Regions from separate parts of the Homo sapiens genome. Here region 1 is linked to region 2. The links are chromatin loops, found by intact Hi-C in ENCODE. Cell type or tissue: heart right ventricle. All regions are shown on one strand. Links, peaks and the distances in the headings refer to the core of each region. The heading gives the core; the rest is flanking DNA.

Region 1 (16,896 bases), core at 3,926-11,925, 370 kb before region 2:
CCACTGTCAATATTAGACAGATCAATGAGTCAGAAAGTTAACAAGGATATCCAGGACTTGAACTCAGCTCTGCACCAAGCAGACCTAATAGACATCTACAGAACTCTCCATCCCAAATCAACAGAATGTACATTCTTCTCAGCACAACATCACACTTGTTTTAAAATTGAGCACATAATTGGAAGTAAAGCACTCCTCAGCAAATGTAAAAGAACTGAAACCACAACAAACTGTCTTTCGGACCACAGTGCAATCAAATTAGAATTCAGGATTAAGAAATTCACTCAAAACCACAGAACTACATGGAAACTGAACAACCTGCTCCTGAATGACTACTGGGTAAATAACGAAATGAAGCCAGAAATAAAGATGTTCTTTGAAACCAGTGAGAACAAAGACACAACATACCAGAATCTCTGGGACACATTTAAAGCAGTGTGTAGAGGGAAATTTATAGCACCATAAATGCCCACAAGAGAAAGCAGGAAAGATCTAAAATTGACACCCTAACATCACAATTAAAAGAACTAGATAAGCAAGAGCAAACAAATTCAAAAGCTAGCAGAAGGCAAGAAATAACTAAGATCAGAGCAGAACTCAAGGAGACAGAGACACAAAAAACCCTTCAAAAAATCAATGAATCCAGGAGCTGTTTTTTTTGAAAAGATCAACAAAATTGATAGACCACTAGCAAGACTAAAGAAGAAAAGAGAGAAAAATCAAATAGATGCAATAAAAAATGATAAAGGGGATATCACTACTGATCCCACAGAAATACAAACTACCATCAGAGAATACTATAAACAGGTCCATACAAATAAACTAGAAAATCTGGAAGAAATGGATAAATTCCTGGACACATACACCCTCCCAAGAACAAACCAGGAAGAAGTTGAATCTCTGAATAGACCAATAACAGGCTCTGAAATTGAGGCAATAATTAATAGCCTAACAACCAAAAAAAGTCCAGGACCAGACAGATTCACAGCCGAATCTACCAGAGGTACAAACAGCAGCTGGTACTATTCCTTCTGAAACTATTCCAATCTATAGAAAAAGAGAGAATCCTCCCTAACTCATTTTATGAGGCCAACATCATCCTGATACCAAAGCCTGGCAGAGACACAACAAAAAAAGAGAAGTTTAGACCAATATCCACGGTGAACATCAATGCAAAAATCCTCAATAAAATACTGGCATACCAAATCCAGCAGCACATCAAAAAGCTTATCCACCATGATGAAGTTGGCTTCATCCCTGGGATGCAAGGCTGGTTCAACATACACACATCAATAAACATAATCCATCACATAAACAGAACCAAAGACAAAAACCACATAATTATCTCAATAGATGCAGAAAAGTCCTTCCATGAAATTCAACACCTCTTCATGCTAAAAACTCTCAATAAACTAGGTGTTGATGGAACATATCTCAAAATAATAAGAGCTATTTATGACAAACCCACAGCCAATATCATACTGAATGGGCAAAAACTGGAAGCATTCCCTTTGAAAACTGGCACAAGACAAGGATGCCCTCTCTTATCACTCCTTTTCAACATATTATCGGAACTTCTGGCCAGGGCAATCAGGCAAGAGAAAGAAATAAAGGGTATTCAATTAGGAAAAGAGGAACTCAAATTGTCCGTGTTTGCAGATGAGGTGATTATATTTAGAAAACCCCATTGTCTCAGCCGAAAATCTCCTTAAGCTGATAAGCAACTTCAGCAAAGTCTCAGATACAAAATCAATGTGCAAAAATCACAAGCATTCCTATACACCAATAACAGACAAACAGAGAGCCAAATGATGAGTGAACTCCCATTCACAATTGCTACAAAGAGAATAAAATACCTGGGAATCCAACTTACAAGGGATATGAAGGACGTCCTCAAGGAGAACTACAAGCCACTGCTCAATGAGATAAAAGAGGACACATATAAATGGAAGACCATTTTATGCACATGGATAGGAAAAATCATGAAAATGGCCATACTGTCCAAGGTAATTTATAGATTCAATGCCATCCCCATCAAGCTACCAATGACTTTCTTCACAGAATTGGAAAAAGCTACTTTAAAGTTCATATGGAACCAAAAAAGAGCCCATATAGCCAAGACAATCCTAAGCAAAAAAAAAAAAAAACAAAGCTGGAGGCATCACGCTACCTGACTTCAAACTATACTACAAGGCTACAGTAACCAAAACAGCATGGTACTGGTACCAAAACAGATATATAGACCAATGAAACAGAACAGAGGCCTCAGAAATAACACCACACATCTACAACCATCTAATCTTTGACAAACCTGACAAAAACAAGCAATTGGGAAAGGATTCTCTATTTAATAAATGGTGCTGGGAAAACTGGCTAGCCATATGTAGAAAGCTGAAACTGGATCCTTTCCTTACACCTTATACAAAAATTAATTCAAGATGGATTAAAGACTTAAATGTTAGACCTAAAACCATAAAAACCCTAGAAGAAAACCCAGGAAATACCATTTAGGACATAGGCACGGACAAGTACTTCATGACTAAAACACCAAAAGCAATGGCAACAAAAGCCAAAATAGACAAATGGGATCTAATTAAACTAAAGAGCTTCTGCACAGCAAAAGAAACTACCATCAGAGTGAACAGGCAACCTACAGAATGGGAGAAAATTTTTGCAATCTACCCATCTGACAAAGGGTATCCAGAATCTACAAAGAACTTAAACAGATTTACAAGAAAAAGACAACCCCATCAAAAAGTGAGCAAAGGATATGAACAGACACTTCTCAACAGAAGACATTTATGCAGCCAACAGACATATGAAAAAATGCTCATCATCAGTGGTTATCAGAGAAATGCAAATCAAAACCACAATGAGATACCATCTCACGCTAGTTAGAATGGCGATCATTAAAAAGTCGGGAAACAACAGATGCTGGAGTGGATGCGGAGAAATAGGACCACTTTTAAACTGTTGGTGGGAGTGTAAATCAGTTCAACAATTGTGGAAGACAGTGTGGCGATTCTTCAATGATCTAGAAATAGAAATACCATTTGAGGCCGGGCGCGGTGGCTCACGCCTGTAATCCCAGCATTTTGGGAGTCCGAGGTGGGTGGTTCACGAGGTCAGGAGATTGAGACCATCCTGGCTAACACGGTGAAACCCCACCTCTACTAAAAACACAAAAAATTAGCCGGGCGAGGTGGCAGGTGCCTGTAGTCCCAGCTACTCTGGAGGCTGAGGCAGGGGAATGGCGTGAACCCGGGAGGCAGAGCTTTCAGTGAGCCGAGATTGCGCCACTGCACTCCAGCCTGGGTGACAGAGTGAGACTCTGTCTCAAAAAAAAAAAAAAAAAAAAATACCATTTGACCTAGCAATCCCATTACTGGGTATATACCCAAAGGATTATATATCATGCTACTATAAAGACACATGCACATGTATGTTTGTTTATTGTGGCACTATTCACAATAGCAAAGACTTGGAACCAACCCTAATGTCCGTCAATGATAGACTGGATTAAGAAAATTTGGCACATATACACCATGGCACATATACACACATATACTGTGCAGCCATAAAAAAGGATGAGTTCATGTCCTTTGCAGGGACATGGATGAAGCTGGAAACCATCATTCTCAGCAAACTATCACCAGTGCAGAAAACCAAACACCACATGTTCTCACTCATAGGTGGGAGTTCAACAACAAGAACATTTGGACACGGGGGGGGAACAACACACACCGGGGCCTGTTGTGGGGTGGGGGGCTGGGGAGGGATAGCATTAGGAGAAATACCTAATGTAAATGATGAGTTGATGAGTGTAGCAAACCAACATGGGACATGCATACCGATGCAACAAACCTGCATGTTGTGCACATGTACCCTAGAACTTATTAAAAAAAAAAGTAATCTGTGGTTCTGTGCTTATGTAGATTGGTGTATGAAAAAGGAGGGCTGTGTGTTTTTGTTCAAGTTAGATCCAAACAGGGGAAAGTAGAGGTAAAGAGAGCATGAGTAATAGTAGCAGTCATATTTCAATTGATGGAGGCTAGGATAAGAAAATAATATACTTGCTAGCCTGAAATTATTTCTGACTCTAGTTACATAGGTAGCTTGGATAGTCACTATAATACTATGGATAGCAACTGTCCCTTTTAGAAACAAATCGTATTCTGGTCCTTTTAGTTTTTACCTGTTATAAATGAATTCTTACATATTAAATCCTGCAGCAAAATGTCTTTCTCTCATCAATATATATTCTCCCTTGGCTATATGACTTTCCCACTCCAAACTATGCAAACTGGCTTTGTGAACACACTTTGGCAAGAAAAATCTGATGGTTCCAGTGGAATTATACTGTTTCATTGAGAAGGGATTACTCAAGTTCCCTAGCCAACAGTTCATAGCCTATCAAAATATGTCAAATTCAGGAAAACATTGAACAGATTTGCTTTTATTCCTATGAAAAGAACATTTTTGATCATGAAGAGCCTACTAATCTAGGAAAGAAAGTCATGTCCTAGTTGTGAAATATATTAGCCACAAGACCTTGATTAAATTACATAACATCTCTTAGCTGTAATTTCTACATCCCAAAAATGGAGGGTTGTAAGAGATCACCTCTGAAGCCCCGTCTCCCTCCCTAGCACCTAGAAAACTACCTGTACATAGAGTGTTGTGAATTATGATACATGATGCTGAGAAACTATGATCTTCTTTCTTCTGCATTTCCATAGAATATCAGCTCCTAGCATGTAAGTGGAGCTTAATATCTGTTTATTCAAAAGAAAAATTTTTTTTTCTAATAGGAAAAATATAATATGCAATAAAATGTTATGATAATGTAGTTCAAATTGTGGGTAAAATTTTTTTAAATATATTATTAAAAAAGAATAAATAGCTCTAAGAAAATCAATAACTATGACTTTCCCTTTCCCGACTTTCTTTTGAGAACCCAGGCATATGGTTCTTGGTTCACTTCCTTCATGAAAAGATTTTTTCATGTACAGTGACAGCACAGAGGAGCACCCCAAGAGAGCTCAAATCTGAAGATCTCTGGATGTTTTTCGACACAGAAATCAGTGAAGTGAGGTCTCGGGCCACTCAATGTTTTCAGAGTCAATAATACAAATGTCAAATCAATAAAGAAGCACTCACACCAGCAGTACAAGAAAAAGACAACATTTATGATGTACTATCTTCCTCCAGAAAAGAAAATCCCGTGGCACTGGGACAGACATCTACTCCTCAGCCCAACCAGAAAACTTCAGAGCCCTTCCGGTGTACACAGAGTACACAGAATAGCCTTGAGGGTTCTGACCAGAATCACTCATATACAGCTGCCCTGTGAACATGAAATTTTCTCTATATGTCTTAATTTCTTCGTATAACATATGAAAGATTCATTGACGTCAATCTGTTACACAAAAAAATTTCCCTAATCATGGCCTTCAGACTGGCAAATATAAATCAGGTAGAATCTGTGGCGACCTCAGCACAAAACCATTAATCTTGCTGGAAGAAAGAATTCCCTATGCAAGCTCTGTAGTTGAAGTATGTCACCCTTATGAAAGAAGAGCACTTTTTTTTAATAAACTCCATTTCTCTGCATCCAACTACTGCTTATCATTCAAGGTCTAGCTCTTCAGTCACGCCACCTTTCCCTTCCATGAAGCCTGAGCTAATGTTCCAGCTGAAAGGGAGTTTTCTCCCCTCTTGGAACTGTATCTGTTTCTCTCTTGTGACCTTGATAATTTCTTTCCTCCATTACATGCACCTGGGCCTGTGTTTACATTCTTCCACTAGACTGAGGAGCAGGCACCACTGTGACTATCATTGCCTCCCCGGAGAAGCCTTTTTCCTGCCAAACAAATGTTGGGCAAATCATAAATAGTAAAAATAAAAAGTTTTGGTAGAATAAGTGAATGAGTGAAGCATTAACCTAATATTTCAAAATTAAGCATCACCTTCACATTTGAGTTAACTATTTGATTCAGCTTCAGGAACTAATTTTCACAAAAGCCCTGTGGCTCAGTAGATGGAGTCAGGTATGGAAGTTGGCAGATAATCTTTCTGCTCAATTACTAATGACCCGTGGAGAAAATGCCCTACTTATCGTATTTTTTGTGGAACAGTACAATGGAAAGTGTTCATGAAGGTCTTTGAGTCCATTTCCTGAGACACACAGATGACCAGGCACTTGTGTAGGTTGGCACTGTACATTAAGGGTCAGAGCAGAGCTGGGACCTGCTTCCTGAACATAACCTATGTGATACAAGTCAGAAGAGTGGTACCTTGATTGGGGATTGGCTAGGAAGAGGTGCAAAAAAACCTCTCTTGTATGACAGAAATATTCTCTATCTTGATCCAAATGGTGGCTACTGGAATGTACACGTATGTAAAAATCTACCCAGTTATACATTTAAGATGTGTACATTTTACTAAATGTAACACTATACCTTAGAAAAAACTAAATGCGATATTTTAATGAAACCGCTTTGCACCCTATTCATTATTTAACTTTTTATTTCTTACATCTGTAATTTTTCTGGTTACAAAACATATGTATTTTGTAAAGTACCCCAACATATCAGAAATGTAAAAGCCTAGAAAATGAATATCGTTCAAAACACCATTTCCCAGAGAGAAAACATTGTTAAAAATTTATCATACCCAGGTTGTATTTTTCTACGAAAAAGCGGCCGCTTTGAGGGTGTAGAACTGCTAGTTTTGTCACCTGGCCCATAATCTCCAGGAACACTGTGAATCCTGGGAGAAGCTGTGCCATGCTACTGGCAAGGAGCTGTCCTCTACCCTGGGAGAAGCTGTGCCGTGCTGCTGGCAAGGAGCTGTCCTCTGCTTCTTAAGCCATCAGGTCTCCTTTGGGTCCTGGACAAGTTTTGGTGTTCTTGATTTTTTACATTTTCTCAGACTCCAGAGATTTGGGCTTATTTACCAGTGTACCTTCTCTCTTGTGCCCAATCCTTGAACTCACTTTAGAATAGTATTAAAATTTCACCACTTCTTCCATTGTTGAAGATCCTAAAACAGATTCATGTTACTGCTGTTTCACAGATTTGTTGCTAAGCACTATAGACGGGTGAACAAAACGTGAACACAAGTAACCAACCCAGGGAACCGACAAAGTCTATGAGCTGCGAACACAGGTCTCCTAACACTTCTCCCTGGTAACATAGATTTAGCAAGGTTTTAAATTTCCTTACACTACCATCCGTAATAGCAGAGGATAAGCACTTTGGTTTCCTTTGAAGTCTCATACATTGGATGGGGAGGTAAGGAGGGTAGAAATTAACTTTGTCAGCTCTTCCTCTTCCCTTCTCTTCCCTTCCTGAACAATTCAGTCCTGAAGTCATTAGGTGGAGTTGAGCAAGGTAGATCAGAGCCTGGAGCATCCATTTGCCAGAAAGCTAAGGAAGAGCTTGAAAAATGAAAGGGGCATATCAAAAGGACACAGAGCATCAAAATACATGAGGACAGGAAAGAATTATAACCCAATAAACACAGGAAAATATGAGTCAATTTATAAATAAACTAAAAGTATGGAAAGAGTAGGGTATTTAAATAGTTTCAAAGTACCTCTCCACAAAATACCTGTTAATTAAAAAGGGAAAAAGAGTAACCTTACCATGGATAAGGCAGACTTTAATGGAGCAATCAAAGTGAACATTATCAGTAATGGAACAAGCTGAAAATCATACGCCACCTGATCAGATGCTATGAGAAATACACAGCATCACTTCTGGGATATTCTTGCTAGAGGTAAATAATCTAGATCTCATTGTAAGGGAACATCAGAAAACCTAAACTGAGGGATATTCTACAAAGTAGCCTTTAATCTTCAAAAAAGTCAAGGCCATGAAAATGTTCCAGATAGAAATAAGGAGACATGCATCGTGCAATTCAGAACTGCATCCTTTTGCTATAAAGGATGTTATTGTGACAATTCCTGAAGTTGGAATGGAGTCTGAGGATGAAATGATGGCAATTTATCAGTATTGATTCCCTGATTTTAATATTTGTAGTGTAGTCATAGAGGATAATTTTCTTGTTTTTTTTTTGAAATATGATGCTTTGATTTATTTTGGTCTTAAGATGTATCATTTCAGCAAGTTAGTCACAAATGGTTCTGAGGGAGTGCAGTTTTTTTACTGTATTTGCAGTTCTTCTGTAAGTTTGAGATTATTTAAAGATTTAAAAAATCCTACTCCAATGCAATGATTTAAAGAGTTGCTTCAGATAATGTTCTAGTTTAAGCGAAAATCCTCTGCTTGACCCTCCCTTCTGAAGGAAGAGGCTTATGCAACACCACGATTTTGAGAAAGGCAGGAGAATGATCAGATTTACTTTACTTCCTTGTACCATCTGCTGGTTCTTCTGGTCTCTGAGGAATTGTCTGTTCTCACTGGTTGGGGCTGTGTACTGTCATCTGATCTCTCTCTCTCTTGGGTTGATCACAGCCTGGTGATGCTCCCTGGCTGCCTCCACAGAAATATTCTCAGTAGCATTTTAGACCCTTGAGTCTCTGCCATGTCCTCTGTGTGGCACCCTGACACAAGCAGTTTAGCCCCAGCCTCTACTGTGGGGTTTCCTCTTCCATTGCTATAGGGCTCTGTGGCAAGCCATCTGCATCTCAAGTCAGTGATTTCTGAGACCTCCCACTAGGAGGCAGTATAAGTGTATGTCTATATGAGCCCCTGGCCCCATGAGGCTAAGGGCTTCATTCTTCAGATCAGTTCAAAGTGCTTAGATTTTAGGTAGAAATAAGGTGCTGTATTCTAAATGAGGACTTGGAGATGCTTAGGAAAACTAAATTTCAAGTCCTCTTTCTATCTAATTGTGTTGACAAATTTATTCTGATATGGTTGGTATGGGGAATTCAGTCCAGCAGGAGAATTCTTTTCATAGCATGAAATGGGAATCAAGCTGTGTTTGCTCTGCTCTTGGCTCCACCATAGCTTATCTAAAACACCTCCTTCTCTGCAGCCTGAAGCCCAGAGCTGAGAAGTCAGGACACTGGGCCTTCTCACAGCCCCCAACAACTTCTCTGCCCTGACACCTTTCTTCTACTTCTATTTTCCTGGGCTGGAAAGAACAAACTTTCCTCCAGGTCACATCTTCCTACCTTCCCACTGCTGCCACGAGCCTGAATCCTCATGGTGGGCCAGAGTCTTCATCCATGCAAGAGACACTCCCAGGCTTGGTTATGAAGCCTTGCATCTTGGTATAGAGCTCAACTTCCTGTCCTAAGGCAACAAGTTGCACCTTGATCTAAAATGTTAGTTAACATACCCAAGCTTTGGCTTTCCTATTGGTTAAATGGGAATATTAAAGATAAATATCTAAATTTACAATATATCTTCCTCAATAGTCTCTTATTAAATGGGATAATTAACTAGAATAGACATTCAAATGATACAGCATTTCATCATGTGTCAAATGAAAATAATAACATCTGTCTATATCTATAAGGATACAACAGCACTAAGAGTTTAAAATGAAATTTGAATCTAAAAAAATTATGTAGTTGCTATATAAATGTAACATTATTAAATTTACCAGATTTTTCTATATCATCCTTAGAATCTATGCATAAGAACATTTTGTCTGTTGAGGACAATTAAAAATAGGTCCATATAAGACGCAATTAAAGCTCCTGGGATAAACTCAGTCGCTTAATGAAATCTGCTCTAGAGCACAGAGTGTAAGAGCATTATTCCAACTGACGATTTTAATGCCCAAGTAAATGAAGACAGGATGGCCAATAAAGGTAACTAGCAAAATGTTGAGGTGGTGGTGTATGTTGGGAGGGGAGGAGGCAATGGAAGTAACCCTTACAGAGAATTTTAAAACCAACCAGAAGTTGATCTACTTTTCATTATTACCATGTGCTGGTGATTGTAACCCATGTCAGTGATAAGACACATTACATTCCACTTCCGATGGACTACAGCTCTGCTCTCTCCTTGTCTTCTCACTGTGTTAAGGAACAGAGACAACTTTGTTCCTGCAATGAGAATCCACAGGTTATAGGATATAGCTCTTATTTATACCCCCCAACGCACCATTAAGCAATGCCAATTGACTTTTCTGACCCAAGATCCAAAGGATCTTAGAGGACTTCTGACAGAAGATATTCAGCAAAAGTTGGTGCTCTGTCATGCTGACTTGCAGCATAATAAAAAAAGATAAAATCAAAAGAGGCAAATGTCTCTTAAAAATGTGAAGAACCAGTTTTGACTGAGGATAAAATTATATAAAAGTCCTCTTATGTGGGTGACCATATTTGTCTATGACTTGCTTTTGCTTCATATTTTAGTTTTGAATATTTTCTTTCATTGCGTCTCACTAAGGAAACTATTCTTTTTGACTCCCCACAGTTAAACCAGCCAATGAATCACTTATAACTTGCCATTAACAGCCAAGTTCTAATTGTTATATCTAGATATGATTTCCATGTCTTTTTCAGTCACAGATTATAAGTTTTTTTTAACTGCTCTGAGGTTTCTTTTACATCTCCAGAATCTGTAAAATTTAAGTACAGAATCTAAACCTAAAATTGAACACTTTATTATTGGAAGTAATTAATAACTAGATGTTTTTAAAGTATTAAAAGGAATGACATGTATTTGCAAGCTTACTGAGGTTTTGTTTTTATTTCAGGTACCGTATGTTTTAGTTTGAGAACTTGTTCACTCATTATGTCCATCTTTCCTTTTCAATCTATAAATATGTATAAGAGCTATTTTAAGCACTCACCTGCTAATTCCAGGTCATCTCAGGGTCTGCTCCTATTGACTCATGGCCACCCACCTTTAGTGGCGCTTCATGTCATATGCAAGGAAAAGGGAGAAAAGATGTGAAACTAGAAGGACATATCAGTGGTGGTCAAACAGCAGGCTCGGGAGTTGAAGAGCGTTGGAGGAGGAAGAAGCATAGCTATAAGGTCATATCTTTTGGCTTATTTTCTTAAGATAAATATCCAGTAATTTTAAAATTGCATTGTGGATATTTGAAATGCTCCAACTCTTGAGAGTCTGAATATTTTTCTTCCTGCAAGAAATGTGAATTTTTATTATGGCCGGCAGTAATTTGCTGGCAGATAGGCTGGATCCCTCTGAAGCTTGATTGTAAGCTTTGTTAGGTAGGGTCCAGTGGAGCCCTTAGTCTAAGGCTAGAGTCTTTTGGGGGTCTTGGTAGAAGGTCTACCCGTTCAGCAAGGTCTTCTGAGTCTGGATGGTCCGAGTTTGATGGCTCCCGGCACACTGTGGGACCTTCAGACCTTCTCTTGAGGCTTTCACTTGGTTACATATGTGACAATCCAGAAGCTCTCTTCTGCCAGGTCTCACTGAGTCTCTCCTGTGCATACCTGACATTGTATTTGGCCCAAGACCAGAGGACCTCTATGTAGATTTCCAAGCACCTGCTCTGTGCACTCCTCCTTTCAAAGATCATGCTCCCCAAACCCCAGCTGGCTCAGCACCCCCAGACTCTGACCTCTGTTCCTCTGCTGAAGCTGATCTGCTTGAGCCCCACTTCCCTTCAGCCTACCAAGCAGTGCCCCAGGCTAAAGGCCAATCAACCCAGGCCTCACTTAATGCATTTTTCTTCTTTTAGTAATATGTCTGATGTCCGACATCTAAACACAGCTACTTCATTTATTATGACCATTCTTATATTTTTTTAAGCATGAATCTACACCTGTCAATACCAGAAACCCAAGATTAGTTTTCTTGCTTTTATTCCACTGTTTTCAGTGTATTCATAATTTTAAAGATATTTCATATTGACCTTTTAAAAAGTATTATCATGGCATTGTTTTCAGAAGTGTGTTCTGTTAAAAAGTAAACTGGCTCTGTTATAAAACAAATGCATTTTTCTTGACAGCAGGACACCTCAGTGCCATAAAAAGCTGATATGGGTTGTAAATTTTCAAGGGACTATATTATCTGCATTTTTCAAATTCATTCGACCACAGAATCCATTTTTAATAGATTGTCTTGTGGGAGTAATAGAAAATGTATTACTTTTTTGGGAAATGGTGCTCTGTGGATGCTATTTATTAATTTTATTAAAAATTTATATGCCTAATTAAAAAGCAAACATAGTTACAACCACCTTTTAAATTAATTTTTAGATGGAAAATAAGCTTTGCTTCTTCTTCTTCTCTCTAATACTCCTCCACTCAAAATCATTCCAGGAAGTTCTCGAGACACATATGAAGATTTCTGAGTGTATATACATATGTTCCCAATGGTGAGTTTGCAGTTGAGCCCTGTAAACATTTTGTATATCATGGAATAACAGGAGAGTTTTACAGGGAGAAGTGCACTTTTACACTATGAAAACATGTATTTCATTTTGACATTTTTTCCCCAAAGAAAAAGACATTTTTTAGGTAGGATAAAATAAAGTCAGCGTTTTTCATTCTGTGAAGTTGTCAGCTTCTCATGCTGTTTGTTAAATGAGGTGTCACTGAAGATGTGAGAATGATGAGCTTTTAACAGCAGCAGCAGCGGCTGCAGCAGCTGGATCTCTTCTTTACCATTAATAATTAAATTATTTCAAGTCGTTTTACAGAGCAATCCTCCTCCTCCAGCACACTCACACAAAGCTCTGGGTACAGCTGATTGGGAGGTGTCTCCTCACTGCCATGTCTAGGAATTGCATAGCAACAGCAGAGAGGTAGCAGACATGAGGATGCCTGACTGAGTGACATTCAAAGACCCAGGCACAATGTATTTCTTCAGTTACCTCTGCCAAGCAGCTCCTCTCTCTGGACCTCAATTGCTCTAACAGGAAAATGAATTCTTTAAACTAGATAATTTTAGAGTTTCTTTTTAGCTCTTATATTCCACAAACCTTGTTTAATAACACTACATGGACTAAACAGTGATAAGAATATCATGTCTATAAAACACTGCCTCTCTGGTTGAAAGTAGGAGAGAAGTGTCCTAAAAAACAATGGAAAATACAGCTGTCAAGCAATTTGTAGTTTCATTTTAACTTTACACCTGTAAACAGAAAATATCTTACTCTTCAAGTTTGGCCTTCAAGACTTAAATAATTCCTGTAATCACAATGAATTTGTCATCTGTCAAAACCCCACATTTTAGTTCTTGTCAAGCAACAAAGTTGATGACTTTTCTCCTGAAACTTTATTCTGACTTTGCTTCTTACTGATAGCAGAAGATTACAAGGTGGGAGAGAGATTTTTCCCCAAAGATACAATGGAATTTTGCAGAGAACCAGAACAAAAGGTGTTTAAATCTCTAAATGAAACTAGAAGAAAAAAAATTAAGTCACTCTGATTTCAGTTGCTAACAAAGGCAGAGAAAGAAAAATCCACTTGCTATGTTACTTCTCCATGAGCCAAGCTCAGCACAAAGTGAAAAAGGATTTTCTGATACAGCTTTACATTATCTTTAATTGAATTATTGGTTTAGATTTTAGCAGAAGAGAAGAATAAAACGATCAAAGCCTTTGTTTTCCTGGGAGCCTCAAATGCACCTGTACTATATCCAGCTGTATAAGTGATATGTATGGATACTCATAGGGATGCCTGCGTTCTCCTGCCTGGGGGCCAGGTGAACCTGGAGAATTGTGGGGTGTAGCTCCTGTAGCTGTGCTACCGTAAGCAATCATTCATCTAGAGCTCTGGAGAGTAGCTCCAGAAGGTGGTCCAGACCAAGCTGGGGCTTACAGGTAGAGACACAGCAGAAAGGCCAGGCCTGAGGGGCAACTTGAGACTTAAATGGAAGGTGAGGAATGGATTGGAAAGTGGAACATGAGGTAGTTCAGGGCAAGTGATTCAGAAAAACTCATGAGCAAGATTCAGAGAACTGATGTCCCCCTTTATATATGGGGCTTAGACGGAACCCAACTATCATTTCTTCCAGGCCTTATCCACTTAAGCCTCAGCCTTAGAAGGGGAGGCAGAGATGTGTTTTCCCCTTGTTGGGTGATTGGTTTCAGCTTTCTCATTTTGGAAACTTCAAGAGCACAGTAACTAAGCCCACGGACTTTAGCAAAGACGGCACTTACTAACTATATGATTTGGTGCTGTATTAGTCAGGGTTCCCTAGAGGGATGGAACTAATAGGATAGATGTCTATTAAAGGGGAATTTATTAAGGAGTGCTGACTCACACAATCACAAGGTGAAGTCCCACAATAGGCTGTCTGCAAGCTGAGGAGTAAGGAAGTCAGTCTGAGTCCCAAAACCTCAAAAGTAGGGAAGCTGACACTACAGCCTTCAGCCTGTGGTCTAAGGCCTGAGAGCCCCTGGCACGTCCAAGAATCCGAAATCTGAAGAACTTGGAGTCTGATGTTCAAGGGCAGAAGCATCCCACATGGGAGAAAGGTGAAGACTGGAAGACTCAGCAAGTCTGCTCTTCCTTCTTCTGCCTGCTTTATTCTAGTGGTGCTGGCAGCTGATGAGATGGTGCCCACCCAGATTGAGGGTGGGTCTGCCTCTCCCAGTCCACTGACTCAAATGTTAATCTCTTTTGTCAGCACCCTCACAGACACATCCAGGAACAATATATTGCATCTTTCAATCTAATCCAGTTGACACTGAATATTAACCATTATAGGGGCCAATACTGATTTGGGATAAGTTACTTAATTCCTCTGAATTTCAATTTCTTCCTCTGTAAAATGAGGATAACAAATCTAATAAAAACAATATAGGTGAGAATAATAATCTTAACCTTAGGATGGTGATGAGTAAAGCACTTACTACCTGGCACATCCAAATTAAGTATTAGAACGATTACAGTTACATTCTATTATCCTCTAGTTTGGGCTACTTCCAGTACTAAGATATAAGCTCCATGATAGCATGGATCCTTCGGTTTCACAATTGTATTTCAAACCTAGCAGAGAGCCTGGCACATGGTAGGAACTTTGCAAATATTTGTTGAATGAAGCAATGAATAAACAAATGAAAGAAACTGGCCAGTACTCCTGGATAGCTTGCCAAGATATCTGTGAGGGAGGGTGATGCCACCACCAAAGCACTAGGGCACCCCAAGGTGCAAAGCTCTGACCCTGCCTGGTTTGGCCAGAGATTCTCACACACACCTGAAATGTCCTTTTGTATGGTAAATTATATTTTCTTTTTATTACTGTTTCCAGTACTTTGATCCAAGTCTCTTTTACATGTGTGCAAGAATATAAGATGCATCTCTTTTTAGTATTTTCACATAATTTTTTTTATACTTTAAGTTCTGGGATACATGTGCAGAACATGCACGTTTGTTACATAGGTGTACACGTGCCATGGTGGTTTGCTGCACCCATCAACCCGTCATCTACATTAAGTATTTCTCCTAATGCTATCCCTCCCCTAGGCCCTCACCCCCCAACAGGCCCTGGTGTGTGATGTTACCTTCCCTGTGTCCATGTGTTCTCATTGTTCAACTCCCACTTATGAGTGAGAATATGTGGTGTTTGGTTTTATATTCCTGTGTTAGTTTGCTGAGAATGATGGTTTCCAGCTTCATCCATGTCCCTGCAAAGGACATGAACTCATTCTTTTTTATGGCTGCATAGTATTCCATGGTGTATACGTGCCACATTTTCTTTTTCCAGTCTATCATTGATGGGCATTTGTGTTGGTTCCAAGTCTTTGCTATGGTGAACAGTGCTGCAATAAACATACGTGTGCATGTCTTTATAGTAGCATGATTTATAATCCTTTGGGTATATACCCAGTAATGGGCTTGCTGGGTCAAATGGTATTTCTGGTTCTAGATCCTTGAGGAATTGCCACACTGTCTTCCACAATGGTTGAACTGATTTACACTCCCACCAACAGTGTAAAAGGGTTCCTATTCCTCCACATCCTCTCCAGCATCTGTTGTTTCCTGACTTTTTATTAGAGATAGACATTCTAACTGGCATGAGATGGTATCTCATTGTGGTTTTGATTTACATTTCTCTAATGTCCAGTGATGATGAGCTTTTTTTCGTATGCTTTTTGGCCACATAAATGTCTTCTTTGAGAAGGGTCTGTTCATATCCTTTGCCTACTTTTTGATGGGGTTGTTTTTTTTTCTTGTAAATTTGTTTAAGTTCTTCTTAGATTCTGGATATTAGCCCTTTGTCTGGTGGATAGATTGCAAAAATTTTCTCCCATTCTGTAGGTTGTCTGTTCACTCTGATGACAGTTTCTTTTGCTGTGCAGAAGCTCTTTAGTTTAATTAGATCCCATTTGTCAATTTTGGCTGTTGTTGCCATTGCTTTTGGTGTTTTAGTCATGAAGTCTTTGCCAATGTCTATGTCCTGAATGGTATTGCCTAGGTTTTCTTCTAGGGTTTGTATGGTTTTAGGTCTTATGTTTAAATCTTTAATCCATCTTGAGTTAATTTTTGTATAAGGTGTAAGGAAGGGATCCAGTTTCAGTTTTCTGTATATGGCTAGCCAGTTTTCCCAGCATCATTTATTAAATAGGGAATCCTTTCCCCATTTCTTGTTTTTGTCAGATTTGTCAAAGATCAAATGGTTGTAGATGTGTGGTGTTATTTATGAGGCCTCTCTTCTGTTTCATTGGTCTATATATCTGTTTTGGTACCAGTACCATGCTGTTTTGGTTACTGTAGCCTTGTACTAGAGTTTGAAGTGAGGCAGCGTGATGCCTCCAGCTTCGTTCTTTTGGCTTAGGATTGACTTGGCTATATGGGCTCCTTTTTGGTTCCATATGAAATTTAAAGTAGTTTTTTCTAATTCTGTGAAGAAAGTCAATGGTAGCTTGAAGGGGATAGCATTGAATTTATAAATTACTTTAAGCAGTATGGCCATTTTCATGATATTGATTCTTCCTATCCATGAGCATGGAATGTTTTTCCATTTGTTTGTATCCTCTCTTATTTTC
Region 2 (16,896 bases), core at 5,871-13,870:
TTTAATTACATCATTACTGGCATAAAAGACTATGCTTACACAATTAGCAGAAAGATCTTATTAAACAGAAGTACATATTTCTAACTCTCTCTTGATTATATTGTAATTGAGAAATACAGTTTTAAATTCATCCTGAGCATGAAAGTCATCTTTGATTTTCCTATAGTTCTCAAGATAGAAGCACATCTAAAATCAAAGAGATACTGAACTACCGAAAGTTTTCTGTAACCAATCTCTATAATGAGGAAGCCACAAAAGTAAAATTCTAGAAGAAAACAGAAATGTGTGTAGGCTGATAATTGTTAATATTGCATGTCTTCCCTGTCCAACAGACTCGGTGAACAAGACATTTGAGAAGAGAAGGTCAAAGACCCAGCTGCACTTCTGCTTCACTGCTGAACTTCTGCTTCTTCCTATCAGGGAATACACTGCTCCTCACATTAGGGATTTCCTAAAATTGTTAGGTGTTTTGAACAGAACTGGCTATACCAATGAGGCTCAAACAAGAATCATAAAGTGCATGGTGCTTCTCTCCCTCTCTGTTTTCTTTAAAAAGAAAACATTCTTGACAAGATGAATACAATATTTTCATTCTAGCAAATTTCTGCTGTCAGAGGTTATATTTACAGGATAGAGAGATTTCTCAAACATGACCTTTTCTCGTGTAATACCAGAGTGAAATTTTAGAAAAGTCTGTGTGTGTGTGATGCGTGCGTGTGTGTGTGTGTGTGTGTGTGTGTGTGTGTGTCTCGCAGGCTGAGAAGTGGGATGGGAAGAAGGGAATGTGGCTAGAATCTTACCATCTCATTCTCTTCTCCTTCATTGAGCAGAGCGTGCTGGCCCTTCTCAAAGTGTCCCATGAAAAAGTTATTCCACACCTCCTCCCTGACCTTGTCGTGCAGACGCTTCCAGGATGAACTCCAACTCGCCGAGCCACCGCAGCTCCTCAGCTGACTAAAAGAGTTAATGATCCTCCAGGTTAAAACTCCTCCTTGAGCACACACCTTCTCTCAACAAATGACAATACTTGGCAAACTGAACTCCTCCCACGAGTCGCCCTCTGCTAGGAGGAATTGCTGGCTGCTCCCTGCTTATTGCATTCTCTCAGAGCAGCTGTCTCAAAGGAGGCTGCTCCCATGCCGATCTTTTTGTGCCCAACTTACAGGGAAAGAACTCATTGCCTGCCCAGTGCCTGCCAGCCTCAGACTTCTGACTGCAAATCCAACAGGACAATACAGAGTTGGCAGGACCCTTCTCAGGAGTGAGGAGCGGGTGCAAGAACTCCCAGGTCACTGCTTTATTCAGAGGACCTAAGGAATTGGGTTGAGCGGAAGCGCACAGAGCTGCAGATTTTCTTTGATGAATGAAAGCTTCAATCCACAGGTTTCTAATAGTACTCTCATTCATTTTGCTTACAAAAGGTACAGATTATCACTAATCCTCTTCAAAAGGTATTTGTAATCACATTTCCTTGTATATGCAAAAAAAATTCTATTTAAAGTGTATGTGAAATTAAGTTTACTTTTTTGAAACACATGTAGAAAAAGAACAAAGGTATCATCAAACTAGTCTATGTAGTCTCCTTTCACTAAAATATTGATGGTTCAACACTTAAGGAAGTCTAGAAATAAAATATTCAAATGACTATATGGCCAGACTCTTTTTTAATTTGTTTACACATTTATTCAATAAACAGTGCCTGAGCACAGGGACTACCTAAAAAAGTTAAGTCATATTTGCTACCCTCGTGTTGATGTAAGGATTCAAACATCCAAACAAATATGATAGAAAGTGGATTGTTATTATAAGAGATGGAACAGAAGTCTAAGAAAACTGTCAGAAGTCCCAATGTGGTGTAGAGAAACACACCCCTACCCTAGCTCTGGCAAAATACCTGTATTCCAGCTGCTTGTCTGCACTGGCCTTGCTGTGTGATCATTTAACTATAGGAACCGGCTCTTCTCATCTGGTACCGCCCGACAGGACTTTTGAGAGAATGGAATGAGATCATTGTGAAAGTACATTGTACAGCACTGATCAAGTGCTGTTAGGATTATTAAACTAAATGTGCATTTGAACAGTAGGTGTTAGGACATAGTGGCTAAGGGCATATACACTAAATTTGGAAGGCCTGAGTTCAAATTTGGACTGTACTAGGTGGTCGTTGTGCTACCTTGGGATATAACAAGTTATACAAACTCCATTCTCCTCTATTTCCTCACATGTAACATAAAGATGATGATAATAGAACCTACGTCCTAAAACAGACTTTTAAGAAAGAGTGCCTGGGAAATAATAGGTGTTCCACAAAAGATAGTTATTTTTACCTTCACCATGTCCACTGTCTGTCCCTCAAGCTACATTGGCAATGATATCTCCAACCTGACCCAAATAACCCTAATGTGACCAAGATCAATGTGTGCATGTGTGTGTGTGTATATGTTGTATGTGTAAAACCTTGAGCAAATAGTGAAGTATAGGATAAACATAAAAAGTAAGCTAAGTAAACCCATTGTAATAGTAATTACAAAATATATATGTACGTGTGTGTGTATGTGTGTGTGTGTGTGTATATATATATGTAGTTCTCTTGGTTTCAAAAATTTGCTAGCACAATTTAACCAAATAAATGAAAATAAAATTAACATTTTATCACAAGGTCAAAATATAAGGAGTAAAGGGTTTATGGGGGGGGTAATAAAAATGTTCTAGAACTACTGATGGCTTCAAAAATTTGTGAACATACTAAACCTCACTGAACTCTATACTTTAAAAGGGTGAATTTTATGAAATGTGAATTATATCTCAATGAAGAGATATAACAAATTTAAAAATCATACCTCAATAAAAAATTATACCTCAAAAAAACCTAACTGAACATTTAACAGCCTTACTAGGCAGTAATTATATATTTAGTACAGAAAAAAATATAAAACAAGCATATTCCAAATTTCATCTCAACTGATGGAGGTTGAGGAGTGTTAGTATGTGACGTGGTGAAACTATATCAGTGCTCCTGGGCAGGTGAGAAAGAAGTAATTCATTCTCCTGTTTATCACTGGCAATATTTGCAGTTTCCTTTTGGCTGGGTTCCTGAATGCACTTGGCAACTCTTGCACCGTTGTGGGATTGAGATGAGTGTGTAACTGATTAACAGCTAGAGGAGAAACTGTACACAAACTTACCCCATCAAATAAATCAGGTCATGCTGCTACAATATTTAAGCTAAACTTGAACAGGAAAATATGTAAGTCCTTAAGAACATTAAAAGCTTTTATAAAAATCAGATGTCCATGGAAAATTATTTTCCACAAACCTGGTTCAATAGAGCTGAGGACTCCAGTAGTGAGAGAGTTTCCTCAGGTTCCTTGGGAGTTCTATTGGTAAAACATCTAGATTTTATCGATGGCAACACTGCTTATGGACAGCACTCACCCTCATTTAGTGATTTTGGTCTACAAACATAACCATAACCAGAAACAGGGCTAGGTTGTGTGGGAAAGCAAAGAGAACATTTACAGAACACTTCCACATATGAGGCACAATTCTAAACAGTTTACACTCACTGTTGCACACAATCCTGACAAAAGCCTCTGTGGTTGATACTATTCTGGTCATTCTTATTTGACAGACAAGGAAACACAGGTGCAGACATTAAGTAATTTGCCTACATTCAAACCATTAGTAAGTGACAGAATGAGTATTCGGACCTAGGCAATGCAGCTCTCCCAATCCGTGATCCTAGTTACTGGACTAATACCTCTTCTACACATTTATTTGGCACATCCAAAGTGCTCTGCAAAGAGGTTTGCATTTATATGACCAGAAAAGCCTCTTTGTGAAGGAAGCATTTTGAGAAAGGCCTTGGAAAGAGCCAAAAATGCTTCAACAGGTGGAGATGCTGAGGCTCGGACAAAGAGTAAGGCCGCAGGAAAGAGCATTTGAAGCAAGGGAATCATCAGAGGAAGAAACACATGGTCATGTTCAGAGCAAGCCCATCAGCCTCACTGCAGCATGGGCTGCATGAAGGAAGAAGAGGGGAGTGACATGTGGCAGGGAAATATGGACCAACGCCATGCATGGAGGTCCTGAATGCCAGGTCTGAGTCTGAGCTTAGTGCACAGAGTGACAATAACATGGAAGGCAAACTGAACTCCATAAATATCCCTACTGTTCCTGATCAGCCTGTGCTCTCATATTATAGGAATCAGGTCCAAAGCGACTCAGTCCTTCTATGCAATACTGTATTTATGTAGACAGTTTTCTTGAACCTTCTAAGTTAAGTCTTCTATTTCTCTTAGGAACATTGTTTGAAAAGTTATTCTTGAATTCACCCTCCCTTTCCTTAATTGTGCCTGTTCAATATTTCTATTCTATACTCTACGTGCCTCACGGGTTGTGATGTGGCGTAGTAAGAATGGCAGATGAGGATTTGGTGTGGTCTGAATTCTAATCTTGACATTTTCCTGAAGGATTCCATTCACTCATTCACTTAGCACTAGTTTGATTAACTTCAGTATGCCCAGATCTGTAATAGATGAAGAATAGAGATTTAATAAATTATGCCCCAGAAAAGTTAAGTCCATTAAGAAACAAGACCAACACCAAAATATAAATTCCACATAATATGCTAATTACACAAGAGTGACAGAGGAACTTCAAGTAGGGAGTTAGGCCAGGAAACCCTCACAAGGATAGGAGTTTTATGCTTGTCTAGATAAATACAGGTGGGAAAGGAAAGCATTATTAACAAAGGAGACAGAGAGCAAAAGCACAGATGAGGGCTCGCACACAGCCCATTCTGGGGGCTACAAATTATACACATATATTGATATCTCAGAATTGAGAGGAATGTCCAAAAGGAAAAGTACCTTCGTTCATTCTCTGATTCTCTCCCTGAACTCATTTTTTCTCAAATACTCTCTCCCAAATAAGAATGGGAACGGAAAATAAAAAGGACAAATACTTAGCTACCTCTGCTGATCTGGCATCTCGGTTTGCTTTTGATTATCTTAGGAGCATGCCTGTTGTTCTGAGCAGTTCTCAACCTCTGTGATTGTCTAGAATAGATGTCCAATGGAAATAATGGCAGGACCGGTTTCTCTGCCAGGGCCGTGGGGATGCTGATGCTTCACTTGTCTGGCCCATTTAGGTTTTGTGATGATAAATGGTAATAATGTTTCATTATATGTTAATTTCCATCTTTCATCTGAGAACTCACAGCATATTACAAATATTGTTTTTTGCAACATCTCTGTGAAGTAGGGAGGTGAGTAGTATCATTGCTCCCATTTGAAAGCTGTAGGAACTGAGTCATAAAGAGGTCACAAAGAGCTGTTCAAGGTCATGTGTCTTTACCATGGAGAGGAACCTGAAACAAGTGCAATATCTCTGCCTTGTCATCACTGGCAATAAGCTGACTCAGTCTTCCTCCTCAGCCCTCATTACACAAATCTGCTATTTGTAAAGTACTTGAGACCTTTAGTTATAGAACTTTATCTAAACTCAAGGCTTTACCTTTAGTATTAATTATCCTAATCTGCTCTAAAATAGTCTGTGGTAGCAAGCAAAGATGCCATATCCCAAAGAGGAATTACCTGCCTCAAGGTGGTGGTGCAAAGTCTAATTGAATTAATTAATGTTTGTAAAACATTTAGCAACCCTTAGATTAAAGGGTCTAATACAAAGATCCAGGGACTCCCCATTAATTACAGAAGAAAAGAGCAGGCTGATGCTGTCTCTGCTTCTCAGAGGACTTGCTCTCAAATATCCCCGTTCAGCACCAGGTCTGTTCTCCCAGTGCCTTGGGGTGGCCTGTTGTTTCCCTTTCAGAAGAGTCCTCTTTGCTTTCTGTTATTTCCAAAAATAGGAAATTAAAAGCTGCTCTCTGGAGGTAAGGCAGCTCCCCTTCTGTGAAGCTTACCTCAGTTGACAGCTGTTATAACAATTCCAGGTCATTAAGGACAACCTATAAAAACAAAATCCAAAAGAGATGGTCCCCAGGCAGAAGCTTCATGTCAGTGTACTTAATTTTGAGAACTTTTAACCTAAAAATTTGAATATACAAAACAATACAAGTTATGGTGCTATTATTAACAATCAGAGACTATTAGACTGGGCCTTAGAAATTACTAAGTTACTTTCATTGTTTCTTCGGTGAGAAAAAAGTTACTGGATGACTGTGTAACGATTTGTCCAAGATCACAATCTGCGAAAGCTAAAACTCTCAAGTCTTATATATGATATACTTCACACAACATCATATTGCTACTCACTTTTTTTTTTTTGAGACAGGGTCTCGCTCTGTCACCCAGACTGGAGTGCAGAGGTGCAATCATGGTTCACTGCACCCTCAATCTCATAGGCCCAAGGGATCCTGCCACCTCAGCCTCTCAAGCAGTTGGGACTACAGGCAAGAGCCACCATGCCCAACTAATTTTTGTTCTTGTTTTTTGTAAAGACAAAAAACATGTTGCCCAGGCTGGTCTTGAACCCTGAGCAAAAGCCATCCACCCACCTCTGTCTCCCAAAGTGCTGGGATGACAGGTGTCAGCCACCATGCCCGGCTGCTACTCACTTTTTGTAAAGGGATTAGAATAGGATACTTTGAAACAGTATCTCTAGAATATTTACGAGGACTTCATTTGCCAAGCATAGATTTCAATAGAACTTTTCCAGAACCCACCAATTGTGTAAAGCCATGGCCATATCACTGAATTGTACAGCACATCCCATTACTTAGGCATGATCCAGAGGGCTTAGGACATAGCATTGGGCCCACCCACTGGGGTGAAAATCTGTGCTTGGGGAGCTGATGACACTGCAGGTGCTTGCAAAGGAAATTTAATCTACCAGGCAATTGAAGCTCACAGCAATTTCTGCTTACAGCTCAGGGGAGCAGTTGGCCAAGGGGGAAAGAGAGAAAGGCCATAAGACAGAAGCAGAAATGTTCCCAACAAGCAGTTAGAGTCCAGCCATGGGGCAGGTGATACTTGGAAATCCAGACAGGAAGCTGGCTCCATGGAGTCTGTCCTCTAGTGGCTAAGCTCCAATCAGAAACCTCGGGCCTGAGGCAGCGTTCCAATTCCGAGTGGGAGCCTGGCATGGGAAAGGCTTCTTCACTCCTAGGAAAAATCTGGGGCTCAAGACAGGCTGCCAGGCAGGAACTTAGGAACAGTAGTACCCACAGGGGACCTCAGGCTTGGGAATGAGGCAAGAGCCCAATTAACAGAATCAGGGCACTGCCTCTGGGCAGACTAACCAAGAGTGTGGCTGGGTGCTGAGCTGCAGAGAGCAACGCTGGGCTGGATTCAGTGCCCTTGCTGTGGGCCTGGGATGACCCAGGAACTGGGCTGAGGCCCCTGGGGAAAATCAAGAACAGGTTCCTGGTGCAGATGAAGAAAGCGGCAAGGCTGGGGCTCCACTGGGCCTCTCTGCTTGCCATTCTTCCAAAAGTCCACTTAGGATTATTTATGCTGGTTACCTCTTTCATCAGCAAGTAAGATGCTCCACAAAAGGGAGGAGACTCTCAAGTGGATCAATCAATGATATTTTGAGAGAGGGGTGAAACTGAAATTAATGACAAAAGAAATTCAGAGCTCTTATTTGTGTACTGTACATGTCGTTCAGTGTCCTAAGCAAACTGGTAATGGGAAATGTTATTTACTAATGGAAAAAGGAAAGTAATAAGATAGAACTAATGCACCTCCTAGTACTCAGACCCTCTCCCAGTTAGTGTGGCATCAGAGGGGATCTCTGAGGTTTCTCAGCTCTCCCACAGTCCATCAACCCTGCCAAAGCACTTCAAATAAGCAATCTTAATAAAACTGTGCTTACCATGCAAATGTAACTTTAAAATAAGCCCCCCAGCTTCCAATCTAATCTCTGTCCCAATGGAGGTCTTTGGGGGCTGTCACTGTCTTTTCACATGCCTCTTTTTTACACACCCCTATGAAACACGCAACCGGACTACCTATGTCTACCATGGGATCATCACTGTACTTCTCCCTCCGCGGGAAATGGAGTCCAATCCTCTCCTCCTTTCATCCAGCCTTTCTCTGGCACCAGGGAGCTTTGCTGTTGGCTAGCTGCAAGCTTTGTTGGTTGCTCTGTTTGTTCATATCTCATTGACCCCAGAGTACATGGCAGAGAATAGCAGTAGTTCCTCACCAGTGGTGTGTGTCAGTCACCCTGGAAGCTCTCCTGGACCCCACATACTCTGGTCCCGGAGAGCTACCAAACCCAGACCTAGCAAACCTGAATCCCTGGGGTGGAAACAAACAAACAAAAAAAAACTACATTTTGATGAGTGTGGGTTATGTTGTACTTATACTACTTTAAAAATAAAAAGGAAAATAAAAGAATAAAGTAGATCTATTGTCATAGCAAGATGTCCACGATACATTAACTGCAAGTTGTTATAGAATGCTATTATTATATGATTAAATGCACTATATTATTAAATGCATTCATCAGGCATTTTTGTAAAAATGGGAAATATCTGTGTGTGCGATGTAATATATAGGTGGATATTTAAACAAAAGAGTCCATAGACTAGGGATTTTAGCCACTGTTCCCTGTTCTCCTTGCCATTTGCCTCCCAGGCCCTAGATACAGTGAAACCAATTTCAAATATAGAATCATACTGGTCAGCTGGGTGCAGTGGCTCAAGCCTGTAATCCCAGCACTTTGGGAGGTCGAGGTGTGCAGATGATGAGGTCAGGAGTTCAAGACTATCCTGGCTAACACGATGAAACCCCATCTCTACTAAAAATACAAAAAATTAGCCGGGTGTGGTGGCAGACACCTGTACTCCCAGCTACTCGGGAGGCTGAGGCAGGAGGATCACTTGAACCCAGAAGGCAGAGGTTGCAGTGAGCTGAGATGGTGCCACTGAACTCCAGCCTGGTGACAGAGTGAGACTCCATCTCAAATAAAAATAACAATAAAAATTAAAAAATCATAGTGGTTGTATTATGGCTCTATCATGTGACAGCCATGAAAAATTTGGCAAGTTGCTAAATTATCCTAAGCTTCAATGTTTTCATCTTTGAAATGAGATATAATCCCGTTACTCCATGATACGGTATTGTTGGAAGAACAAATAAGATTGTATACATGCCCAGTCTCGTGTCAGACAAATTATAAGACATTTTTTAGGGAAAAAATAGTGTTAGAAGTTGAACGGTACTTGAGAATTTTTTTCTTCCCAAAAAAATATGAAATGGGGAAAAACACAATTGAACAGCTTTATATTAATCTTTCTTGTTTAAGAACAGGAAAGATTATACCTGGTTTACTGAAGGATTGCTTGAAGAGTGTCAGCCCATCAGGACAAGGGAATGCAGAGAAGGCCTGGCTAACCCACAGATCTCACCAGCCTAATCTACCTGCCAAAATGAGAGAAAATGAAAGCCAGAAACTCAGGGACCCAAATCTCCACTCCTAGGCCTAGTATCCTTTTACTAACTACTCATTCCAATGTTAAGAAGTCCACAGAAACCAAAGTACCCACAAATATCAATCACTGCTTAACAGTAAATGATCAACACATACTGATTTCATCCACTTTAGCCAGGTGAGGTGGCACATGCCTGTAATCCTGGCTACTCAGAAGGCTGAGCTGGGAGGATTACTTGAGCTTGCAAGGTCAAGGCTGCAGTCAGCTGTGATTGTGTAATTGCGCCACTGCACTCCAGCCTGGGCAATAGACTGAGAGTGTCTCAAAAAAAAAGTTTGCTTTGTAAACCACCGAATATATACCTAAAATGTTGTTTTCTTATTTTATTTCTTTAAGATTATTTATAGACTATTTCTTGTTAGGAAAAATATTTTATTTCTTAATTATTTATCATCTGAACAATGTATGACGTGCTAATATCAAAGAGCACTGGAAGGAGAGAGATTTACAACCAACCTCTGGCAACCTCACTGTCTAACTTGGGGCAACCCCTGCTGTTCAAAAGAGAGAAAATGAGAGCCAGAAAAGTTACCTTCTAACACTTCTAAATTAGTATTAGAAGTTGAACAGTACTTGAGAAATGTTTTCTTCCCTAAAAAAATATAAAATGGAGAAAAACACAATTAAACAGCATTATATTCATCTTTCTTATTTTTAGAATAAGAAAGATTATGCCTGGTTTACTGAAGGATTGCTCGAAGAGTATCAGCCTATCAGAACAAGAGCATTCAGAAAAGGCCTGGCTAACCCAGAGGCCTTGCCACCCTGGTCTACCTGCCTAGCTGGGCCTTGCTAGAAGCACTTGTGGCTGCCATCTACAGGCCTGCTTCCAGCCTATATGCCTTGTGGCAAAAGCTGCATGGCATTTGGCAGACTGGAAAACCATGCAAATATTCATGATCTGGGCAAAATCCCTAAATGAGGGTAAGCAAGCTGTTAAGAGAAATTCAACTGTGTCCTATGAAATGCATTTGCAGGAACTTATGAAGATGTTTATCTCAAGGAACAGGAGATTTAGGAAGTACAGGTTGGTCATCATCAAGTATCTGACTGTTTATCATGTAAGGTGGGATTGACACTAATCTGGTGATTCCAGGGTAAGAACTAGGATTAACAGGTGGAAACTGGTGCCTAGTAGTTAAGAGTAAAGGCTGCAGTCATCTTGACTGTGGTGATGGTTTCACAGATACACCATGACATATTTTATACTTTGGATATGTGCAGTTGATTTTATTTCAACTTCAATAAAGTAGAAAAGAGTATGAGCTATAATGTCAGATAGTTTGGGCTCTAATTATTGCTTAGCCACTTACTATCAGTGTGATCTAGAACAGGGATCCCCGACCCCTAGGCCTTGGACAGGTATTGCAGGAGGTGAGCAGCAGGTGAGCCAGCAAAGTTTCATCTGTATTTACAGCCACTCCCCATCACTCACATTACCCCCTGAGCTCCACCACCTGTCAGAGCAGCGGCAACATTAGATTCTCATAGGAGCACAAACCCTACTGTGAACTGCACATGAGAAGGATCTAGGTTGCATGTTCCTTATGAGACTCCAATGCCTGATGAACTGTCACTGTTTCCCGTCACTCCCAGATGGCACTGTCTAGTTGCAGGTAAACAAGCTCAGGGCTCCCACTGATTCTACATTATGTTGAGTTGTAGAATTATTTCATTATATATTACAATGTAATAATAATAGAAATACCGTGCACAATAAATGTTAATGAGTTTGAATCATCCTGAAACCACCGCCCCCGACTCCAACAGTCCATGGAAAATTTGTCTTCCATGAAACTGGTTCCTTGTACCAAATGGGTTGAGGACTGCTGATCTAGAACAAATTATTTAACCTTTAATAGATCTCCTGGAGTCAATATGAAGTTAGGTGAAATAATGCATATAAAGTGCTTAGCAGGGAATCAATGTGTGGCAATCATTTACTGTTAGGCAAACAATTACTGTTATTTTGGGGTACTTTTTCTTTGGTGCTCTCAAAATTGGAAGGAGTAGTTTAATATAAGGCTACTGGGCATAGGAGCAGAGAATTGGGGTCATGAATTTCTGGACCCTTTGAAAGGACATCAAAGAGTACTGGAAGGAGAGAGATTCACAATCAACCTCTGGCAACCTCACTGTCTAACTTGGGGCAACCTCTGCTACTCAATTAAGAGAAAATGAGAGCCAGGTAATCTTGGCATTAGAAGGAGATTTTGAGATTGACAGGTCCTATTTCCACCCAGTGGTCCCAGTCTAGCCATGAGATGTCCCTGCTTTCCTCATGTCCCTGCTCTCAGTTCCCCTGCAGAGAGCTCCTTCCCCAGCCAGCAATCTGCTGGAATCTGACAGCCAGGGGGCTTGCAGACCAAACACTATTAAGTGGTTAAGTATTTAAAAACAGGTCGTGAGAAACATATTCATTTCCTGTTTCTTGCTATCTCACTATGTGATGTTGAACGCACCATTCCACTGCTCTGAGCCTCAGTTGACTAATCTGTTTAATGGAACTGATATTATTGTCCTACTCTTGTGATATTGTTTATTATTGTGATATTGCTTGTTTCTGCTCAGCACAGAGTTAAGTGCTCCATTAATGCCAGGCCATGAGACTATCATGAGCATCATGAGAGGTAGTAGGTAAAATTGATAGATATAGAATGCAGTGCCCAAGTCCTCAACTCACGAACCTGTGCGGCTACTGCCAGGAGAAGGCCAAAGGGCTTTCTTTCTCCCTAGATAATTCAGATACATTTTAGACAATGGTTCTCCTGGGGTAATGGACCTGCCCTTGTTCTCCTAACCTACTCTTTTTGCTACCTCCCTAAATTCCACTTTCCCGTATTGAATTTAATACCTCAGTAATTATCCTTAAATTTGGATCTCCAGGTTTTTCTTTGCTTTGATCTTTTTAGCCCCTATGATAGAACAGATGGTCTCCAGCTTATACCTTCCCCAGATCTGAACATTTCATATGTCCAAGCAGCAGCTGGCCTGCCTCCTTACTCAGTGTACCAGTGACCTATTGGCCCTATATTCTGTCCTCAAGAATCTGTGACTGCTCCTGGGTATGCAGCCCGGAACCTTCTTTGCTGGGGCCTCTCAACCCCTGGAACATGTTAGGCATCACAAGAGCCTGGCACCCCTTTCCCTCTATCCCTAAAACATCACACATATACGCAAACACAAACTCATACACACACTATTGGAGCATGAGCCCTGGTCACACTTCCATTAGATCCAGTGGTAACAGTTGCCTCACCATTCCTTTCCACTACATTCCTCACCCCTTTCACTTACTTTTTGGAAGGTCTCTTGCTAACATCTTCAGTCCTTTTGGTCAAGGCCCTGTCTCTGACCCCAAATGTCACCCACAAAGCCTAATGTTGTGGTTAACAATATTTTCAGTTACTACTAAAATATTTGATGGCACACATATGTTAAAAATGAAAACAAGTTTTCTGGAAGATTATCTGTTAATATTTATCAAAGAGATTATATGTATAATAATCATACCTAACATGAATGTTTGCCATGAACCAAACACTGTTGTTAACTCATCTTATTTTCCTATCTTCAACTCTATAAAACAGATACTTTCGTTATTACCACTTTATCCCACTTTTAGAATTCTCTTGTGAATCATCTCAGATTTATTCAAATTGGGTACAAAAATTTATCACAGCATTGTTCAAATTGAATTATGTCCATATAATAGAATATTATGCAACCATTAAATATCAGAATATTCAGGAATGTTTAATATTTGAAAATGATAATTAAATATTAAATGAAAAACAAGATATGCATATTTTTATATAAAAAATGAGCCTGATATTATCCATGGATGCATAAACCAAAAAAGAAAACAAAGAGACAGAGATACGACAAAACCCTGACAGTGAATATCTCTGAGGGAGAATTCTTTACTTTATTCCCCTGTCTCTGTCATTCAGTTTTCCACAATAAACATGCTTTAATGTTATAATCAGAAAAAGTAAATGTATTAAAAATATATTTTGCTATAGCATCATGTAGTTAAGTTCTGCTTAATTTCTGCTAGAGCCCAAGTGTCCTGCTCATCCTCAAGAGCATCACAATCTCTCCGATGCAGTCCATGGATACGAATTAATATTATTTCCAAAGAAGAGGACCCAGAAATGTAAGAGAGTTTAAATTTCCTCCAATTTACAGAAAATATGCAAATAAAGCAACCTATGGTCACTTGGTGCCAAGAAATGAATCCTCATTAAGGACCCACCAAACTCCCTGCACTGTCCTTAGAAATGGAAGTTTAGCTACCATGTGTTAGGTTTTCTCTTCTCCACCAGGATGTTTTCTTCTTCCAGGATTTTTTATCTCAGTGATATCCTTGGTTTCTTTCCTCCCCACCAGCCCCTGTCTCTCCCAAATCTAATTGTCCCTGGTTCTGTTTAAAGCCTGCCTGGAGGTGCCTCCAAACAGACTCCCCTTCTTCTGACCCGTGAGCCAGAATAGACCTGCATGGTTGTGCCTTTGGTAAAACACAGCCACCTGAAGCACCACCACTTTCTTTCTTTTCTTTTCTTTTCTTTTTTTTTTAGACGGAGTTTCACTCTTATTGCCCAGACTGGAGTGCAATGGCGCAGTCTCGGCTCACTGCAACCTCCGTCTCCCGGGTTCAAGCGATTCTCCTGCCTCAGCCTCCTGAGTAGCTGGGATTACAGGCACATGCCACCACACCCGGCTAATTTTTTGTATTTTTAGTAGAGACGGGTTTTCACCATGTTGGCCAGGCTGGTCTCAAACTCCTGACCTCAGGTGATCTGCCTGCCTCAGACTCCCAAAGTGCTGGGATTACAGGCATGAGCCACCGTGCCCAGCCAAGCACCACCACTTTCTTTTAACTACCAAAGAACTTTGGCAAACAGTTGATTCCAGGAAAAAAGCTGCCACTTTCTCTAGGGGAAAAAAATGGAACTAAATGCAAAAGCTTTCATCTAATTGCAGTAAAAAACAGACACTTCTCTTCCACTTTAGCCATTATTTCTAGGCACATTGAAAGGAGCATGGATTTGTAGCCTCCCATAACCTGGACTTAAAGCCAGGCTCTAGAATGGGCTAGGAGAGCATGTGCGAGGCTGTGAAGGTTGTTCACCTACAAAATAGGACTAATAACTTTAAGGACTGTTGAAAGAATAAAAATTGTTCATAAATGATAACATGAGTATACATAAACCTAGCACCCAGATCTTTGTTTCTAATGCCATTCTCCAATAAAAGGAACAAAAGCTCCTTGGAAAAATGGCTGAATCTAGGACTGGGGACACAAATATACAAGATGAGCCTCTTGTAGTGCCAGAACATAAAAAAGTGCTTAAAAAAATTAATGAGGATGGGTCAAATGGGTACAAGAGAAACTGAAGGAGCTCCCAATGGCCAAAGTTGGAACCATTTGAGCAACAAAATAATATCAGTATTGTTTTATAACCCAAAGTATAAAATAAATATTTGTGAATCCACACTGATACAAATAAGTTATAGAATAAATAAACAAATGGGCGAGAAGAGATAAATCTCTCATGCAGAAGAATTCAAACAATTTATGTAGATACTACACGCTTGCTAACTGTGGGCTATTCATAGTGATTTCCTTCTAAAGAGTATAGTATAGAAAAGAAGGAAAAGAGAAGCTTTACAGTGGAGAGATTTGACTGACACTATGTCAGCCAGCCAGGTGATCAAGGTCAACATCCACAGTGGCAAGTCATGCTGAGAGTGTGTTATCCTTAATATAATGTGATAGGAATGGCATTTTGCCTCTGTGCACTTCTTCCCAAAAGCCCAGAATTCTAGTCTAATAGTGAGAAAAATGTTCGACAAATCCCAATAAAGGGACGTGGTACAAAATACCAGTCTAGTAGTCCTTAAAATTGACAAGGTCATCAAAAACAAAAGAAGTTTGAGAAACTGTCACAGCCAAGATGAGCCTAAGGAGAAATGACAACTAAATGCAACTTAGTATCCTGGGTGAGATCCTGGACAGGATAAAAAGCATCAGATAAAAACTAAGGAATTTTGAATAAATTATCAACTCTAGTTAATAGCAACATAGCAGTATTGGGTTTTTGTTTTGGTTTGGTTTTTTTGTTGTTGTTTTTGTTTTTGTTTTTTGTTTTTTGTTTTGAGAGAGGGTCTCGCTCTGTCACCCAGGCAACAATAGCTCACTGCATCCTCAACCTCCCGGGCTCAAGCAGTCCTCCCATCTCAGCCTCCCAAGTAACTGGAACGACAGATGCACGCCACCACGCTCAGCTAATTAAAAAAAAAATTTTGTGTGTGTGCTGACAGGGTCTTGCTACGTTTCCAAGCTGGTCTTGAACTCCTGAGCTCAAGCAATCCTCCCACCGCAGGCTCCCAAAGTGCTGGGATTACAGGTATGAACCACTTCACCCAGCCAGTACTGGTTACTTAATTGTGATAAATAAACCATATTAATGTAAGATATTAACAATGAGGGAAATCGGGTGCGGGGTATATGAGAACTCTCTATGCTATCATCACAATCTTTCAATAAACCTAAAACTATTCAAAAATGGAGAGTTTATTTTTTAAAAATTACGCATACAAATATGCTTTGCCAGCAGGGTGCGGTGGCTCATGCCTGTAATCCCAGCACTTTGGGAGGCTGAGGCAGGAGGATCACTTGAGCCCAGGAGTCTGAGAAAAGCCTGGGCAACAAAGCAAGACCTTCTATCTAAAACAAAACAAAACAAAAAAATTAAAAATTAGCCAGGCGTGGTGGCACACACCTGTAATTCCGGCTACTCAGGAGACTGAGCTGGGAGGATTGCTTGAGCCCAGGAGGTCGAGGCTGCAGTGAGCTGTGATTGTGTAATTGCACCACTGCACTCAAGCCTGGGCAATAGATTGAGACTCTGTCTCAAAAAAATATGTTTGCTTAGTAAGCCACATAATATATGCCTAAATTGTTGTTTTCCTATGTCTTAACATGATTTATAGGTTATTTCTTGTCAGGAAAAGTATTTTATTTCTTAATTATTTATCATTAGAACCATGTATGACATGCTAATTATAAATTATATACTAGCAAAATCTCAATGCATTTTTATTGAATTTTTTATTTTATCATTGACAAATCAGAAGGGGAAACTATCAGGGTGACAGTGAACAGAAGGGAAGGATAAAGGACTGGAATAGAGGCCTAATACCACCACAGTCTTTATCTTTATTTTTTCCTCATACAATTAAACTCAGCCTCTTAGCATATCCTATTCTTGAGTAAAGCAGGGAGGCAGTGTCATAGCGGTGAAACCCACAGGCTCTGAATTCTCACAGACCAGAGCTTGCATCCTGTGTACCAGTTGTGTGGTCAGGGGAAATTATTTATCTCTACAAGCTTCAGGCTCATCATATGGGACCAAAGGATAATAATATCT

The links. Peaks named below come from ENCODE experiments on the same cell type or tissue, not always from the same donor. Only the 100,000 strongest peaks of a DNase experiment are listed, where the experiment ranks them.
Region 1: it touches region 2 in a loop (2.6-fold over the local background); 30 of 110 quality-filtered maps call a loop at or near these places.

The regions. Positions count from the first base shown.
Region 1 is chr3:193,181,969-193,198,864 of GRCh38, forward strand. No RefSeq gene overlaps it. Among named protein-coding and RNA genes, the nearest start is that of PLAAT1, 51 kb to the right of the region's middle. In heart right ventricle, for the core only: a CTCF peak has its summit at 8,681 (motif pointing right); no DNase peak of the experiment used is centred there.
Region 2 is chr3:193,553,940-193,570,835 of GRCh38, forward strand. ATP13A4 (ATPase 13A4) reads right to left here and starts at 956. Exons shown (of 30, transcript NM_032279.4): 1 at 801-956. The coding sequence starts at 860. It overlaps ATP13A4-AS1 (ATP13A4 antisense RNA 1), which reads left to right. Exons shown (of 2, transcript NR_121666.1): 2 at 831-1,645. In heart right ventricle, for the core only: a CTCF peak has its summit at 10,276 (motif pointing left); a DNase peak (open chromatin) is centred at 7,079.